2 separate regions of the Homo sapiens genome follow, and region 1 is linked to region 2. The links are chromatin loops, found by intact Hi-C in ENCODE. Cell type or tissue: A673. All regions are shown on one strand. Each heading gives the region's core, and the rest is flanking DNA. Links, peaks and the distances in the headings are about the cores only.

What was found. A loop is a pair of places that touch in the nucleus more often than their neighbours do. Peaks named below come from ENCODE experiments on the same cell type or tissue, not always from the same donor. Only the 100,000 strongest peaks of a DNase experiment are listed, where the experiment ranks them.
Region 1: a loop joins it to region 2, with 3 times the contacts of the local background. A loop is called at or near these places in 11 of 110 quality-filtered maps.

Annotation. Positions count from the first base shown.
Region 1 is chr13:98,836,953-98,844,952 of GRCh38, forward strand. DOCK9 (dedicator of cytokinesis 9) reads right to left here. Exons shown (of 53, transcript NM_001366683.2): 39 at 542-657. Among named protein-coding and RNA genes, the nearest start is that of DOCK9-AS1, 8.9 kb to the left of the region's middle. In A673, for the core only: CTCF peaks have their summits at 3,342 (motif pointing right) and 6,126 (motif pointing left); DNase peaks (open chromatin) are centred at 3,359 and 6,099.
Region 2 is chr13:99,264,009-99,274,675 of GRCh38, forward strand. The region is part of intron 4 of UBAC2 (UBA domain containing 2); the gene reads left to right. Among named protein-coding and RNA genes, the nearest start is that of GPR18, 11 kb to the left of the region's middle. In A673, for the core only: CTCF peaks have their summits at 2,058 (motif pointing left) and 5,816 (motif pointing right); DNase peaks (open chromatin) are centred at 2,043 and 5,803.

The DNA.
Region 1 (8,000 bases), core at 1-8,000, 430 kb before region 2:
AGTGGCTGAAGAGTCCATCTCCACCTACTTGAATATTATTTGCTAAAACTTAAAAACAAGACAAAAAAAAAACCCCTTTCATTTTCTATCTCCAAAACGTTTTTATCATTTAATGCAGTAACAGATAAAAAACTGAAAACATGTGTCTGTGTTTATTGCTCCTTTCTACATAAAAATCTAATTAAACGCTATAACATTTGGATATATTTAAAGATATTCAAGGCAGAAATGCCTGATTAGGTGCCTATATTCACCATCCTCAAGGTTCGAGCCAAGAGTTAACTGCCTCCAGAGACCGTGTTTCCACCATACCCAAGCGCGCAGCACACACTGACCAGTTAAATTTTATTTCAGGGCATTCAAGCCATTCACTGTGGAATGATTTCATTAAAGGAATTTAAAGATTAATGGTTTCCTTACAGGGACAAAAATAATTGCTGAAGTAAAAATGCAACATAGTAAGTTTGTGCTCACTGAGCTTACCAAGCAGAATGAATGTGAAAGGTAAAACTAGAACCACGAACAGCAAATTGATACAAACCTTAAACGCCAATGTAAATAGAGAAAGCGTGTCCAGAGCTGTCAGGCAAACCTCAGTAGCAATGTTGGCTTCAAGTAATGACTGGTGCAGAACATCTGCGTCCGAGTGGCCATAGCCTGCATGAATTACAACACAAGATTACTGCCCAGTGGTTCAGAAGGCAAGGCTGGCAGGATGCGGTAGGCACAGTCAACTTTTGATTATTCAGAAGGCCCACTTTGGGACCTTGTCTCTGTGTTTGCCTTTTTTTTGGGGTGGGGGGCGGGGTGGGAGGGGGAAGGAAGGGAGAAAGTAGTAATAATGTTTCAATACAATTATAACTTTTTTCCCACTCTGAAAGGGCAATAACCACAGCAAACATTTATTATGCACTTGCTGTGTACCAGCCACGATTCTATGAACTTTACACATATTCTCTCATTTAATCCCTCAACAGCCCTGTGAAGTATGAAGATTGTTGAACCCTTGGTGGAGATAAGGAAATGAAGGCACAGAAAGGCTAAACTTGTCTAAAGTCATACAGGTAGTAAACAGTGGAGACAGGACTTGGACCAAGACAGGCATTGATCGATTCTGCTATCCAGCAGGAGTGCTGGCAGAGGCTAAGATTTCCAAAGCTTCCCATGTAGACGGAGGCAGCAGCACAACGCAGGTTAAGAAAATGAGCCTGAGATCAGGCTGCTGGTCACTGAGTCCCACTCTGCCACTCACCAGCTGTGTGGCCTTGGCAAGTTATTTGGCCCCTTTATAACCTCAGCTGCCTCATCTGTAGAATGGGGATAATACAGTATCTACCTCAAAGGGTTGTGGTAAGGATTAAATTTGTTAATATTTGTGAAGCTCTTGGAACAGTGCCTGGCACACATTGAGCGCTATGGAGGTGTTAAGTCAATAACTTCAGGAGCTATGTTATCAGCAAGCTCGTGAATGATAATCAAGAGTTGACTGCGCTGTGCATAGTATTCTACTTGCTTTAAGAAAAAGCATAAAAGCCAACATGTCTGAAAGAAATGTTTAGAAAAAGAAAAGGACTTGAAGAATCTGTCATTTAAACTTAGCTTAGTCACACCTAATTTAAATACAAACGGATATCTTCTATATGTGGCAAAATCAGTTTAGTACTGATATAAATGCAATTTGACATACAAGTTGAGATTAAATTATGAAATGGTATGCATTAGCAGAAATACATATAGGGATGCAAAGATGTTACAGTATTGATCTAGATTACAAAGAAAGATGGCAATATAATAAAACACCATGTAATGTCTTTCTCCAAGGAGCAAAATTAAAGCGACGCCTCATTACTTAAGTAATTTTCCTAATACTCCAGAGAGGAGGACATTTTGTACATAGATCAAGAAAATGAAGTACAGAAAACCTAGGGAATGTTCTTGAGACCAGTAATGGGAAAAAAACAGAATCTACACTCCAAATTCCTTATCCAGGTCACTGTATCATAGTACATATTATTGGGAGAAAATCAAGTAACTAGCATGACATCATTCTGACTCAAATGTCAGAATTATAGAGTGGTTTTTAAAAGGCTACAGAAGAGCTTTAAAAGCTACAGAAGTGCTTTTTAAAATATGATAGAAATGCTGTTGTGTGCTTTTATCCAATGCTGCTTTGCTTTTACAAAGGTGGTGCTGAGATCCTGTTGTGGATCACATCACTTCCACTCTGCAGCACAGCCAACGTCTCTCCAAATTTAGTGAGGATCTGTAACACATCTCGCACCATGCTAGTTCTATTTCATTTTTTGCTTTTGGGGTACGAAATCTCCCAGAGAAAATAAAGGTGGATATGTTGGGGTACTAATGTTACTTGTACTGCCATGATGGTAATCCAAGGCATGACTTTATTCAGCGAGGTTGTTTGGTAAGATACAGAGACAATGAAAGAGGAAAACAAACAGGTCGATGATGACTGTTAAAGTGATCACATACTGTGGTAAGAGGGCACACACAAGAAATACAACACCTGTTATCAGACCAACCAAAATGATCATACAGGTCCAAGGGATCCTTTCCTGAGGGCTGCCATTTGCCCCGAATGAGTTTTTGTCTGGGTTCAATTTTAACAAGGAACTGGCTTTATTTTAATTCCTTTCTCTGCAAAGAACTGTCCTTTTCTTGGTCTAGATCACCAACAGGTGAAGTGCATCTAGGTGATGATTACCAATGAGATGGCCTGAAGAACTCCCATAGAATTTAACTACTCCTGGCTGAAAGCCTGCAACAATTAAAAATTAGAATTTGGCCATGTGCTGTTTTAAAACATACCATCAATGGACTATGCTAATTAAGTTATTATATAATTATGTATACACATATGGAAACATGGTACTGGGAAATGTTATTACACCATCTACTCTCCTTTAGAGTCAGATTCATACAGACATCGGTACGCTTGCCTGAGTCATACAGGAATCTAAAAGAAATGGTCCTTTTAGCCACATATTGTTATGCTTTGCTTTTCCTCCAACTGTTTCATCTAAAAAATCAGCAGGATTCCTGAGCTAGAGCTATTTTTTTAAATCCCTAAAAATAATTGGCAGCATAGAGAGGCTGAACCAGTCACAGAGACTGAGACTGTCTCAAGGCCTGGAACAGAGCTGTGCAGGAGGAGGACTTGAATCAACAATCACCATGGTATAGACCAACACAGGAAAATGAAGCTGAGCTAGTAAATCCAAGAAGAGGCAGAGAAATTATTTAAACTAAGGGTTGGCAATGTTTTGAAAGCTGATTAAGCAGCTTTTGACCCGGGCAAGTAAGGAGTGCGGTGTGAAGCACACTGATTTCCACTAGGGGGCCGTGGTGCCTGGGGCCCTGCACTGATTCGCTCCAGCCAGGCTCTTCAGGGACAGAGCTGCAGGACTTCTGCAGGGACGTGCTATCTCTGACACACATGCCCCGGGATGCTTTACGGTCCTTCGGATTCACTGCTCAAATTTATACAATTTTCATTCTGTTGTCATTCTGACAAGACTTATTCTAAAGCCCCCAAATCTTTCAAATACTCTGGGGCCACAGATGAAATTTGTCTACACTGAATTAACCTAACCCTGTTCTACAAACTCACGTTACCTGCATAGTTCAAATGAATAATGCTGACACATCGGCGAACCTCCTCCCTCCCCACCACCATGACATCAGAGGTAATGTGGTGGGCAGGACAGAAGCCTGAGGCCACATGCCTTTTCTGAATACCAGAGGACATTTGGGATAGAAGAGTAGGTCAGAGACGTATTCCTATAGGGGGCACTTCCATGTTGATAGCCACCTTCACTCTTTATGCAACCAAAATTCTTGTTCGTATTTTGACTTTTTTCCCCTCTAGCCCATAACATGAATCCAGAAACACAGTAAGTCTTATGAGAAAATATAAATACCAAATAACAAGGAATTTTCTTGCTGAAAGAACTCTCCAAATGTAGAAGACCTAGTCTCCTAGATACCTATTAACTCATGGCATATGGTTTTATTGAGTTCAAACATTTTTGCAAAATATCAAACTGATCAATATCTACACAATCTATTATTCATTTCCATCCAATTTTTATTGCTAAAGAGGTTTTCCTCACAGACTGGCAAAGAGTAGAGAATAGAATAAATAGTGATACCCCAAGGTAAAATTTATATCATTTGATATCTGCCCTTTGATCCACAGACAAAAAAAACAAATATGCTCAGAATGCCTTGTGGAGACACGGGCTGTAATCTAAGAGTTTATGCTTCAGGAGGTAGGCGTCATACCATCAGCTTTCTCTTCCCTGTGTCTTTTTTAAACCTAATGTTGAGTTGCATCTGAAAGTGGGACCTCATATGAAGTAAAGGCCCCAAGTGAAAATACTTGGTTTAAACATACCACACATCTTAAAATCCTCTGTAAGGATATTACAAATGACTGACTTTAAACATACACTGTATCAGACCTGCTCACCTCTGAGACCCCATCAATTGCAAGAAATACCAATCAATGACAGACTACCATATCCAGTGTAATGTGTAAGATATACCCAACTTTGGAAATACTAGAAAGTGTGCAAAAATGTGCCTCAGAATCAAGGAAACATATCTCAGAATCAAGGAAATAAGTGTCTTGTTTATGAACAAAATTTTTTTTTTTTTTTTTTTTTTGGAGACGAAGTCTCGCTTTGTCACCCAGGCTGGAGTGCAGCGGCATGATCTCGGCTCACTGTAACCTCCACCTCCTGGGTTCAAGCAATTCTCCTGCCTCAACCTCCTGAGTAGCTGGGATTACAGGCATGCACCACCATGCCCAGATTTTTCTGCATTATTATTATTATTATTATTTGTTTTTAGTAGAGACGGGGTTTCACCATGTTGTCCAGGCTGGTTTCGAACTCCTGACTTCAAGTGATCTGCCTGTCTCAGCCTCCCAAAGTGCTGAGATTACAGGCATGAGCCACCATGCCTGGCCACAAACATTTATTTACTATTTTGAGTATATGTTTAAAGCATCCAAGCACATTTTATCCAATTTTAAAGATATATTATCCATGCTTTAAAACTTTTGGAAAATATTTTAACTCAGAGATGTCTACATTCTCTGTATTTTTCATATTAATTCAATATGATGTACAGTAAAGGAATTTAATGATCACCTATATTCATTTTCCTGCTTGTGCTTTAGGTAACAAAGACATTTCGGAGTTAAATGGGGCCTGACAAGCCACGCCATCCAACTCCTCATGGCATGCTTAAGTGACCTGGACAATACCCCAGCTGGGCCTCCTCCAGTCTGTTTGCACAGCTCCAGCTGCAGGTGTCCACATGAACTTCACAGGCAGCTCAGCACATGCCACTCAAGGCCAGTTCAGTTAGAAAATACTTTCTGATTCTGATCTGAAATATTATCTGCAACTTGACCCAGTAATCTTTAACTGCCTTTTAGATCAAATTATATGAAATCCAGATTTTCTTTTCATGCTGCTACCTCTTGGCTGGTGTTCCCTGCATTATACCAGTGGAAAATATGAATTATGCAAATGAACTTGATGTATTCCTAGAACAACACGACATCAAAGTAAACATAGTGTTATTTTATATATATTTTGCAAATGCACCACTTATTTTCAAACACATTTCACTAAGTTTTCACCTCATAATGTGGTTTATAGACATGCACATATATACACATATGCATGTTCATGTACCTACAGTGTACCCTCTCTTTGTGGTTTTGTGCTATCACTCTCAATTTTTTATTTGACACAAATCTCTTCCACTGATACACAATGAGCACAAATTACACTAAATATGTCAAGGCCTAAGTGTTCTAAAGTTTATTTTCCATACACCTGAGTGATGGCCTAAACAACAAACCTGTCTTTTAAGGGTGTTTTTCAAATAGCTAAGACTACTTGGCCATCACGGGATTTGGGCATGGGGATTTGCTATTCTACTTCCTATCAAAATTAAAGAGTAAAGACAGGTTCTTGCTGGAGTTCCATGTGCAGTGCGTGTGGTGCCTTCTTCCATGTCCTGTTACCAGTGGTGATGGGGACAGACCTACAAAGGATTCCGTTTCCCATGGGCCTCTGCTGCTCCCTGCTGGTCAAGCTGAGTTCTGACAAAGCCTTTCCTACTCTACAGAAATAGCGGAAATGAACAATGCAGATGTACAGGGACTCTTCCTATTTTTATTCTCTTCTGAAATAAAATCATTTTGGACTCCTGGGGTTCCCTGGCAACTTTCTCACATATTGGATCTATGTCATATTGGTTGGCCCAACAGAAGGTATTGTATTTGTTGTTAAATGGGATTTTTTTTAAAGACATATGGCCATAAATTTCCCAAAAAATACCCAGGTAGAGATGAAAACAAACATGTACATATATATAAAACACACACACAAACATGTTCATGTACATACAGTATGCACTCCCTTCTCTGTGTTTTTTGTCTGAGTTGATGATTTGGAGCTCAAAGAGCTAGCGGAGGGAAAAGCTGAAGCCATTCAAACACATAATGAGAATTGGAGATGTAAAAGAAGGCTGAGTTCTAGGAGTTGCAACAACTTAGGAGATAACAGAACCAATTCGGAATGAGCAGGAATTGTAGGAATGCAGGCGAGGACTAGAAGAATCAGCTACATGCTGTTTACTGGCAAAGCAGGAGAAATGTGACTGAGGACAGTATGCCACTGAAAACTGATGAAAGAGGAGGGAGACAGGAGGACAGGGCTCTTGTGGGTAGCAGGAAGACAGAATGGAAATAAACCATGTTAACAAGATGGCTTTTGGCAGCAGCAGCAGCACCAGGCCAGCTGTCTCTCTCCTCCAATTCAAGTTACCACCACAAAACCCATTTGCAGTGGGAAGAGCTGCTGCATATCCGAGTGGATTAAGGTTATTTATTCACATGTGGACCATTCATTTAATTTTTGTTTTCTGTGTTTCCTAAATGATTATCATTGGAGGTGCAGCACTGGTGTACTTATGATTTTTTAAAAAGTGCTTCAAAGTTTAAGCATTTATTTCAACCAATAGTGAGTTAACCTCTGTGTTATAGAAATTATCTGAGCAAAGGAGGTCCAGCAGGTTCTGTTTATCAGTGGGGATTGAATTTCTGCTGCTAAATGGCAAAGAAAAACTAAAAATAACAAACTCCTGGTTTTGTTCCAATCCCTTTCTGCAGAACTAGTCAAAGCCCCAACAGAAAAGATGTTAAAAAATCAAGTACTGTAGCCTTAAAGGTGTCACTCAATTTGCATTCTACAGCTAAGTGTAGAACTCAGAAGTAGCATTTTATGGCTACCAACTCCGTGTGGCAGACTGACATTATCTAAATTAAGCCTGGGATTTTATCAAGACAGACTATCTTCATAACATTTTTTATTTTTTTTATTTTTTTTTTGAGATAGGGTCTTGTTCTGTCACCCAGGCTGGAGTGCAGTGGCACAGTCTTAGCTCACTGCAACCTCAGCCCCCCAGGTTCAAGTGATTTCATGTCTCAGCCTCCCCAGTAGCTGGGATTACATGTGTGTGCCAATAAGCCTGACTAGTTTTTGTATTTTTAGTAGAGACGGGGTTTCACCATGTTGGCCAGGCTGGTCTCGAACTCCTGGTCTCAAGTGATCCACCTGCTGCTTGGCCACCAGCAGCTTGGCCTCCCAAAGTGTTGGGATTACAGGCATGAGCCACCATGCCCAGCCAATCTTCATAACACTTAAACTGCACCCGGACAATCTTCATAATGCCCACGTTGCTGGGTCAGAGGTGTGGGAAGCTGCTTTGTTTTGGTTCCTCAGGTGTCTTACTTTGAACTATTATTAATACAATGCATTGGGAACACTGCCTTTACTGTTGGCCTGTATTTTAAAAAGAGGTGTGAAAAATCACAGCGAATGGAATTTATTATTAGACATGATGGAAGGATATTAATAACCATGTATTAAAGACAGCACTTGGAATAACAAATAATTGTT
Region 2 (10,667 bases), core at 1,335-9,334:
TAATAAGGAAGGGTCCCCCATCATCTGTATGGCAGGATCCTGGAGCTGTTGCTTTTCTTACCCTCACCACACTTAGGCCCAAAGAGATCAAGGAAGGGAGAGGTTACTAGAACTTGGAAGGAGAGACCCCAGTCAAGTCAGCTGTCTTGGAGCAGTGCTTTTCTTTTGAGAGACGGTAAGCTTGAGGTTCCCTTACAGGAAGGAACCAGGGAAATGTACACTGTGACCTCAGGTTCCTCTTGGCCTAAATCTCCCCTGAGGCTCCTGTTAGCAGGAAGCCAGGGGCCCATGAGCCTTTGCATAGAGTTTGGACCCACCAGCCTCTGGGACAGAGAACAGGCTAGGGAAGGGAAAAGAAGCAAATGGATTTTCTGGCATGCTGTACTTTTCTGTATATGTGTTACCTTTCCTATTTAAAAACTGCCTTATAGCTTGTGTAAAGTGCATGCTGTAGACACTAAGCACTAGTTCTCTTGGCTTCGTTTGTCCCCTTTTTTTCTTTGTAGCTTATTTAAATTTTTCCTGTCTTTAGACTGGGACTGGATAGCTGTGCAGGAGCCCAGCATGTGCCACTAACTGACCAGGTTGTCTTAACCATGTTAGCTCATTTCTCTGATGGTCACTCTCCCCAGGGGCAGTTGGGTGAGGCCTTCTGTGAGGGGTCATCCACTTCCGGCCTTGTGTGATTTGAAGGCATTCCTCTCCCCAACTCTTTGCATTGCAGAGAGTATTTTACCTTTGGTCTTCCTCTGAATTTCTGTAGGACTGTGGATAGGAGCCGGCAGGATAGGAGCTTGGAGGCTGCATGGAAGCCTGAATGCGTCCAGGATGCATTTCCTAAGTCCTCATCCCAGGGAGGAAAACCAAGAATGTGTCTGCTGAAGTTTGGGCCTACTCTAAATGCAAAGCACTCAGTCCCCTGATGGGGTCACATTAGTTCCTGATCTTTGCCATCGCTGTTTTTTTTTTTTTTTTTAATTGTTCTTCAGTGTGTATGTTTTTTACCATATTTTAAATTTATTTTTAAGTCGACCTCTTGGAGACATTATAATCAACCTTTAGAGGAAGACGTGTTGTTTTTTTCTTGGTAATAAAACTGCATTGATTTTGGTTACTCAGACAAGGTATTTACCAGAACTCTCCCTTGTATGCTTATAAAATAAAACTAGTACTCCATTCAGTTGAATATTTGCAGCAATGTTATCTTCTTATTGCTAATACCATTTGTATGGGTAGACTTTATGAGAAGTTTATGACTTTCAGCTCATACAGCTTCTTGCGCTCAGCAAGCCACAGTCTAAAGAGAGTCTTAACTGAGAAGGGAAGGAAGGAGGCAGGCAGGACCACCCTGAGACCCACAGGCCAGCTGCCGCTGTGCTTCTTTGGAAAAAAGGTTCTCAGACTGTGTTGGCTTACATCTTTCTGCCTCTGGTGTAGGATTTGCTCTTCTAACATGAATGGAACATTTGATTTAGGATCAGTAATTACAGGTTTTAGAACTGGAGTTTGAAGTATCTGTGACACATCTCTCTTTGACAGTCATGTGGGTACTGATCCCTGATTGCACTTTCACCCCTTTTCTTCTTCTTGTTCTCGTTTTGTGTGTGCCTTGTGAACAAGGACCTGGCACGTGCGTCTTCAAACGTTTCAGCGCATCTAGAGTAGTGCTTCACCCAGCAGGCCCTCAGTTAACAGGCATATGGATTCGACTGGTGTTTGTGTTTTTCTGTAAGAAAGGTTATGCCATGTCTCAAAAAATGAATGGCTAATGTTTCTAGGTAGATACAATTACAAAGACGTACCAAATAAAATAATGAGACAAAAAGAAATAGGTAGATTGGGATTGGCTGTGTAGAGGTTTTAAGGTAAAAGTGGGCAAGTTAAAAAGGTTTCGTATCAGAGAAGTTAGTTGCAATTTATTGAATGTAGGAGTACTCACACAGTTTATTTGAATATGAAATAGATCCAGATTTCTTATGTATGGTCTCCGGTTTTCCATACCGATTGATAGTTCAGGGCTGCTTTGACATAAATACTGTGCTTCTACTGCCACCTACAGATGATTAGTGGGTCTTGGAGCTCTTCACCTTTACCCCTTCTAAAGTCTCTTTGAAATTGAAATAATTTTTTTTAAAAGCTATTAATTGGTAGAATATTATAAAATATTTTAATGTTACTTTATGAATATTTCTATATTATATTACATAATACTATATAATATGTAGCTTTATATAATAGATATGAATGTATTCCTCTAAAACAAGGTGGCCAATCTTCTGGCTTCCCTTGGCCACATTGGGAGAACTGTCTTGGGCCACACATAAAATACACTAACACTAATGATAGCTGATGATCAAAAAAAAAATCATGGAAAAAACTCATAATATTTTAAGAAAGTGTACTAATTTGTGTTGGACTGCATTCAAAGCTGTCCTGGGCCCATGTGGCCCATGGGCTGCAGGTTGGACAAGCTTACTCTAAAACATTTTGGCTTGTAGACCATTTCTGCCCTCTTTGGAAGCATCCTCTTTTTTAGGAAACAGTTTTTCTCTGTAGGACTATGTGTATTCCTGGGCTAGGGCCTTGAGAAGATTCCATTTTAACTCTTATTTGTATCTGATATTATACTAAGATATTAAACATAAATGTGGCCTTAGAACAAATTTGACATGTTAAATATATATATATATGTATTAGACAATTTATCGTCTTAACCATGTTTAAATGTGCAGTTCAGTAGTGTTAAGTTCATTCACACTGCTGTGCAGCCAACCTCCAGGACATTTTCATCTTCCCAGACTGAAAGCCTGTACCCATCATACAGCAAATATCTCTTCAGTCCCTACTTTCAGTTCTTTTGGGTTATATCCCTGAAAGTGAAATTGCCGGATCGTGTGGTAATTCTGGTTTTAGTTTGTTGGGGAATGGCTGTATCGTTTTCCCCAGCAGCTGCACCAGCAACACAATGCCCAGTTTCTCCCTATCTTGGCTCGCAGGCACACCTCTCTCACACTCGCCCTTCCCTCCCCTCCCTCCCTTCCTTTCCTGTAGTAGCCATCCTCATGGGCATAAGGTGGTGTCTCATTGTGGTTTCATTTCCATTTCCGATGATGAGTGACTTCAAGAATCTTTTCATGGGCTTCTTGGCCATTTATATATATTTCTTCTTTAGAGAATTGCCTATTCAAGTTCTTTGCCCATTTGTTAATCTTTCTTGGTTGTTGAGCTGTAGGAGCTCTTTATGTAATCTAGATGTTAATCCCTTATCAGATGATTTGCAAATATTTTTTCTCTTACTCCGTAGGGTGCCTCTTTTCTTTGTTGATTGTGTCCTTTGATGCAATTTTTGGAGCATATTTTAGGCTTGCTCATTTATCATATTTTGATGATAAGGATGAATTTCATAGCTTTAGATTTCTAAATGGTGAGGGGAAGGGAGGGGAGGTTATCCTGAGTAAAATCAATGAGTCCTTTTGGAACCTTTCCTCATGACTTAAGCCGAAGCAGTATTTTCCTGCAGTCCTCAGCACCTTTGCCTTGTCCAGGAGGATATAAGTAAGGAAGGAAGAAACTAGCTCTGTTCCAGAGTCTGCTCACTTCAGAGCCTTCCACTTGCTACTGCTGCTTTCTTATGCTCTGAAAGGTATCTGCCTTTATTATTATAGTCATTTGAAATTGAAAGAGTAACATTTATCTTTTTGTAGCATTCTTGGTCCCTGCTGTTCTGATTAATATTTTATCAGTGATAAAAAATACCAAAATATAGTGTGTTTGCTCATCAGATTTGCAAATTACAAAAACTAGGAGGATATTTCAGTAATGGTGGAGGCTAAGCTTCTGTAACAAACCGCTGACACAGTGGCTCAAAGAGCGCAGATGTTCATTTCACTTTTGTAACCACCCTGTGGGGTAGGCAGGCTCTGTACCGGTAAGTCGTCAAGGGCCTGGTCTGGTGGAGCACCTCTGCTTTCCTCAACATGTGCCTTCCAAGGAGGCTCCATGGCTTCTGCTTCCAGCTGGTGTGGAAGAAAGAAGGGGCATGCAGGAGGAGGGATTGCCTTTCCCCAGGTGCCTTCAAGGTTGCAGATGTCACTCCTGCTCCCAAACCATTGGCAAGAACTTGGTCACGTGGCCACACCTAATCACAGGGAGGCTGGGAGATGTAATCTTACCTGGGCAGTTGTGTCCCTGGAGATAAGGGAACAGTGGGTTTTCGGGGAGCTGCTAGCAGTCTTCTCAGAAGAACAATAGCTCTAACACATTAGCTGCCTCAGCAAGCTGGAGTTTTGGGCTTTATAGTCAAAATATGAAACATAGAAGGAGGCCAGGCATGGTGGCTCTCACCTGTAATCTCGGCATTTTGGGAGGCCAAGGCAGGCAGATCGTTTGAGTCCTGGAGACCATCCTGGGCAACATAGCAAAACCTTGTGTTTACATAAAATACAAAAAATTAGCCAGGCGTGGTGGCATGTGCCTGTAGTCTCAGCTACCTAGGAGGCTGAGGTGGGAGGATCACCTGAGCCTGGAGGGCCGAGGCTGCAGTGAGCCATGATCCTGTCACTGCACTCCATTCAGCCTGGGCTACAGAGTGAGACTCTGTCTCAAAAAAAAAAAAAAAAAAAAAAAGAAACACAAAAGGTAAAGAAGGTAAGAGAGAGAACATTAGGTCTTTCTCTTGAGTCTTAAAAATCAGCTGTAGAGGCACTGAATGATAGAGTTGTTTGGCTTGTGAAATGGCATCATGGAGTGACTGCCAGTTGACACTAATATGCCCCTAGATGCCATTTGTAGGATTACAGGGAAACAAGGATGTTGCTGGTGGTCCAGGTTGGCATCAGGATGGGGTGGAGATGGAGATTGGCCATGGGAGAAACAGGTGGAGAACAGGCATTGCTTACCCCAGAGAGAAGAAACTGGGGCAGAACTGTCTTCCACTGTTGAAAGGGCTGCCCAGTGAAAGAGGAGTTAAATAAGGGGGGAATGGCCTGTGGTGAATGAAGACCACGGGGACATGCTACGGGATATAGCTTTGGGCTTGGCATAAGGAGTAACTTTGCAGCACTCACTGTCTCAAGATGAGGTGATCTCCCTTGGGAGCTGCTGAATTTGACACTGAGGATACTCAGGCTGTGGCTGGGAGAGTGCGAGGCAGGGGTGTTGCAGGAAGTCCACTCATTGGTAGGTACCACAAATGGAGTGCCTATGAAATCCCTTTAAACCGTGAGCATTCTGTGGTTTAAATGAGCTATATTCTGATTCTGTGCTCTTCTTTATTGTGAGATTCATAAGTAGGCTTAGAGAACTAGAGAAATTAATTGGAGTCCAGCCAAGGGACCGCATTTCCCAGGATGTTCTGTGCAGCCTAGTACTGGTACAGCAGAACTTGTTCCAGGACATAATTCACTGCAATGTAGAGTTATTATTATATTTCTCAAATTCTGTAATACAAAGAGGTTTGATATTTTTTCTATATAATCTAAGTGATTGATTTTTTGCTTTCTTATAAGCAAGGGGTATTTTTAAATTTTGAAGTACGTACTTCCAGAAAGTCTTTATAAATACTTAAAGAGGAATAGAATGAGAAAATCCTGACACCATTAAGGTAAGAGCTAAATAATGAGTTGGTAGGGTGACATATTTGAAACATTTATAAAATAAAATATTCAAAATAAATTACATTTTTCATATTATTACTACGAATTCTTACAGAACTTCAATCTAGACTGTAAGCTTCCATGTTAAAGCTGTTTTCCCCTTTCTGAAATGAGCATGCTCAGCAGTTCAGTAGGCATTGCCTGCAGTAACACTGCACTAGATGGCAGTGTTACATAGAACTTGATAAAAGCTTTAACTCCTCTAAAATAAGTTATTAAATGGGGATCATATGGTGAAACATTTTTGTAATAAATAACAGAATGGTATTATACTTTATACAAACACCTTTAACAGTTTGATACCCTGTGACTATTTCATAAAGGCGTGTGCTGTAGTTAGAATTAAAAACTGGTATTGTGTATGTGTGTTAATTTTTCCTAAACAACACAATAAAGTATTTTAAACACCACTGGTATAGCAATTGTGAAACTCCTATGATGTAAACCTAAGAATGATTTTTAGTTCTGATTATTCATGGGCTCAGCTCAGCACAGTTCCAAATTTTAACTACGTAAGGTGAGGCAACACACTACTTGGCCCTAATAGTAACATTAAAGAAAAAAATAATCATTATCTGAAAATTATTGAGCTAATCAAAGAGAATTGTAAGCAGATATTTTTATCAAGGGCATATGGTAATATTGTTTGCCATTTTGTGTCTCTTTGAAGTCTTATATGAACCACAGACTGTTTTCACTAGAATGCACATGTATGTAAATGTTAATAAGAAAATAATTGGAATTTAGCAGAGGTGAATATTATGGTCACATTTATAGTCATCAGCTTTTGTCTTCCTAAATAATGCTCCTTAGCTAATTCTTGGGCACAGATCAAGTGTTAGATTTTAATTACTACTTTTTACATTTCTATATCAATGTCCAAGATTATAGTGGTATCAACAACAAGTAGAATATTTTCAAAACCCAGAAAGTAAGTAAGTAGGGAACGAGAGTTTGTACTTAGAAACATAGTTAGATAGAAATTGATGGTTGATGGTGTGGACATGCACATGAGTTCTGAAGAAGAATAAAAATAAGGAACAGGAAGCTGAACTGTAAAAGATGATTTTCAGTACATTGCGTACTTTTATTAACTTAGAAAATATGCTAATCTTTTATGGTAAATTATGGAGGAAGTCAATTTCAGTCATGTTTTAGGAGAAGAAAGAATTTCCAAAGTGAGGAAGAGAATAGCTTGACACTTCCTTGTATAAAGTAGCCACTTAGTAAATGTTTGGGTATTTATGCATGCATGAATGAATGAGAGAATTCTACCTCATATTTTACAAGAGCAATCGGCTCTTTTCTGATTTCCCCAATCTTTTTGCATTCTCTTTTCCTCTTGTTAAATTATTTGTTGAGCACCTACTTTATGATAAGCCTTGTTCTGGGCTCTGAGGATCCTGCACTGATCAAAGCAGACAAAATCTTTGTCCTCATCGACTGTACATTGTAATTGAGGGTAAAAGACAGTAAACAAAATAAAAATTTGTAATATATATATGCCAGATCATGATCTGTGTTGTACAAAACTAAATAAACTAGGGAAGGGAATGCCAGGGTGTGAGTGGGATTGCAGTTTTAATAATTCTAGTAAGGAAAAGCTTCAGAAATCAGGTAATATTTGAGCAAAGACCTGAAGGGGTCAAGGTGTGAGCTATGTGGAGATATTGGGGAAAGTATTCCAGATATCAGAGACTGCCAGTGCCAAGGCCCTCAGGTGGAGATGGGACCATCCCGTACGTGGACAGCTGGAGCAGAGTGATGGGGGGATGGGGTGTGGGAAGATAGCAGGAGATGAGGCCAGGGAGGTAAGAGTGGTCACTGTCCTGTCAGGCCATTGTACTAATTTTGGCCTTTAATCAGGGCATTCGGGAGCCATTGCATGATGCTTTGGGAGATGAAGTCATGTTGGCCTGTGCTTTCTTTTCATTGTTTCCCATTCTTTTTTAAAAAAGCACTTAATCATTTTATACATACTTAGAGTTTTTAAATTGTTTTTCACTTCTGCTTCTCAGGTTATCAAATTCTCCCTCAGGGTAGTCTGTTGTTTCTTAGAGTTTTAATTTTTTATTGTGAACTCATTTTCAGTGGTTTCATTTGCTCTTCGAGTCCCCATGTCCCCCAGCTCACAAAAGTATCTCTGTTGAGGGATTTTGTGTTTACTACTGCTGGGTCCTGAGGGGTTTTTGTTGCCTGGATTAGCTTTTATATTATTTTCTTACCTTAGAGCTCCCAGACCATTCAAGTGGGGGTAAATCTAGGCCACAAATTCAGGTATGATGTTGGCCTTAGATTTTAATTTTTTGTTAGGACTGTTTGATCTTTTTGTTTCCAAGGCTTTTAATGTAAGCTAACTTTCTTTGTTGTTTCAGCAGACTATAAATGGAATATTTTTAGTCTTCTCTCTAAAAGACAGTGATCTTTGATGGTCTGGGCTCAGTCCCAGCTCTCTTTCCTTGAGCTGCTTAAGGTCACCTCTTTTAGCTCTACTAGACCTAAAAATCCCAGCCCTCAACTCCAGGGGCTTGTATCTAGGTCAAGTGCCTTGTGGGCCACTAAAGCAGCCCATATTTTAATTTCTATCTTTGTTTCTGATATCTGGGTTCATTAGAGAAATTTTTAAGCATGTATAAGAAAGGAGAGAACACTGTAATGAACCCCATGTTTCAACATCACCCACTTTCAACACTGATCAACTCATGGCCACCTTGTTTTATCTATATCCTTAATCTTAAGCCATTCTCATGGGCCTGTGACAGACTCTCTTTGGCATATAAACCCAGGAGCAGGAATGTAGGGTCATAGGATATATGAGTGTCTTAGTAAACTCGTGCTGTCATAGAGTGGGTGGCTTACACAGAAATTTATTTTCTCACAGTTTTGGAGGCTAGAAGTCCAAGATCAGGATGTTGGCATGGTCAAGTTCTGGTGAGGGCCTGCCGTCTTCCTGACTTGCAGATGGCCACCCTCTTGCTGTGTCCTTACATGGCTGAGAGAGCTCACTTTGGTCTCTCTTCCTCCTCTTACAAGGGCACTAATCTCATCATGGGGGCCCCACCCTCATGACCTCACCTAAACCTAATTGCCTCCCAAAGGTCCTACCTCCAAATACCACCACATTGGGGGCTAGTGCTTCAACATATGAATTTAGGGGTGGGGGGAGACAAAGTTCAGTGCACAGCAGCATGTATATTGTGTGTGTATGTGTACATTGTGAGTCTGTGTGTGTATCTGCTTTACTCTCTATTCCATTGGTCCGTGTGTCTGTTCATGCTCTAGTATTTTTAGCCATTTTGTTTTTGTAGTATGTATTGATATCTAGTAGAACAGGTTACTCTTTTTTTTTTTTTGGTTCATCTTTTCAAGATTAACCTAACTATTCTTCTGTATAAATTTTAGAGTAAGTTAATCAGTTATCTTTAAAAATTCAGCTGGAATTTGAGATATTAATATTTTCTTTTATCTCTTCTATTAGTATACCTATTAATATATTTTATAACTTGAGGTTCATCTTTTCTAAAAATGTTGCTTTCCTAGTTGGTAATATTATTCAGTTTGTTTCTTTTTTGTTGCGACTGTGTTCTAAGGTTGCCTAGTGATTTTGGCCTCTTAGCTCATGTTTCCCTGAAAGGTGTTAAACCACTTTGGCAGAGTCAGATTAGGTTAAGAGGGGCAGTGAGCACCCAGGATAGAGAATCCACAGCCACTGCAGGACCTTTGTGATCCACTCCTGTTTGGTGAGGTTCCAGAGGTGTCTTGGCTAGTGAGGGATTCATTTTTAAACTCTCAGAAATTAGCAGTATTGAGAGTAAGCGGTTTCTTTATATGGTAGTTTGCCTGTCCTGGGGGAAAGGAAAGATGTAGAGGAAGAAATGATTAAGGAAATGCTATCTCTTGGTAGGTACCTACCTCTTAAGGTAGGTACCTTGCAGTGTGGCTGTTGATGAATTTAGTGTTGATCTGATTATTAATACTTTGTGACAGTTTTGATGAGGTGCTTTGGAGTGATGAATCCAAGCAGATTCATCCATTTGGGTTGTACACTTGGTGTGGGCCCTGTCAAACAGGTGATCCCTGTATTTCTCTTCTTGAATTTTTCCTGAATTATTTTGATCACCTCCTCTTCCATTTTTCTCAGTTCTTTCTGGAAATCCTATTACCTAGATGTTCAGTCTCCTGGACAGGTCCAGTTTTCATCTTTTTTTTTTTTTTTCCTGCTTTCTTTCTCTGTGTTTTTGCTCTCCTTGCTGGGAGGTTTCCTGGGTTCTACCTTGCAATTATTCTAATTAATATTTTAAAATAAATTTTTATTGAGGTATAAATGTATATATCTTGAGTCCAGAGCTCACAGACTTTTTACAAAGTGACACCTTCTAAGCACCATCCAGTTGAAGAACAGAATGTGACCCACTCCCTAAAAGGTCCACTTTTGCTACCTTACAGTTACTCCTTCCTCCCAGAAGTCTACACTGACTTTTAACACCCTGATCTAGTTTTGTCTGTTTTTAAACTTTACATAATAGAGATGTGGACTCTTCTGTATCTTGCTTATTTTTTTCAGTATTCTGTTTAGTTTCACCTGTGTTGCTGTATGTACCTGTAGTTAATTTTTTTTCCATTATTGGTATAGTATTTTGGTGTGTGAATACCACCATCTATCCATTCTACTGCTTTTTTTTTTCTTGAGATAGGGTCTTGCTCTGTTGCCCAGGCTGGAGTGCAGTGGCATGATCACAGCAGCCTCGACCTCCTGGGCTCAAGTAATTCTCCTGCCTCAGCCTCCCCAGTAGCTGAGACTACAGATGCACTCCACCAGGACTGGCTAGTTTTTTTTATTTTTAGTAGAAACAAGGTCTTGCTATGTTGCCCAGGCAGGTCTTGAATTCATGAGCTCAAGTGATCCTCCTGCCTTGGCCTTCCAAAGTGTTAGGATTACAGGCATGAGGCACGTGCCTGGCCTCATAATACTGTTAATGTTAATGGACATTGGGATTGTTTATAATTTGGGAA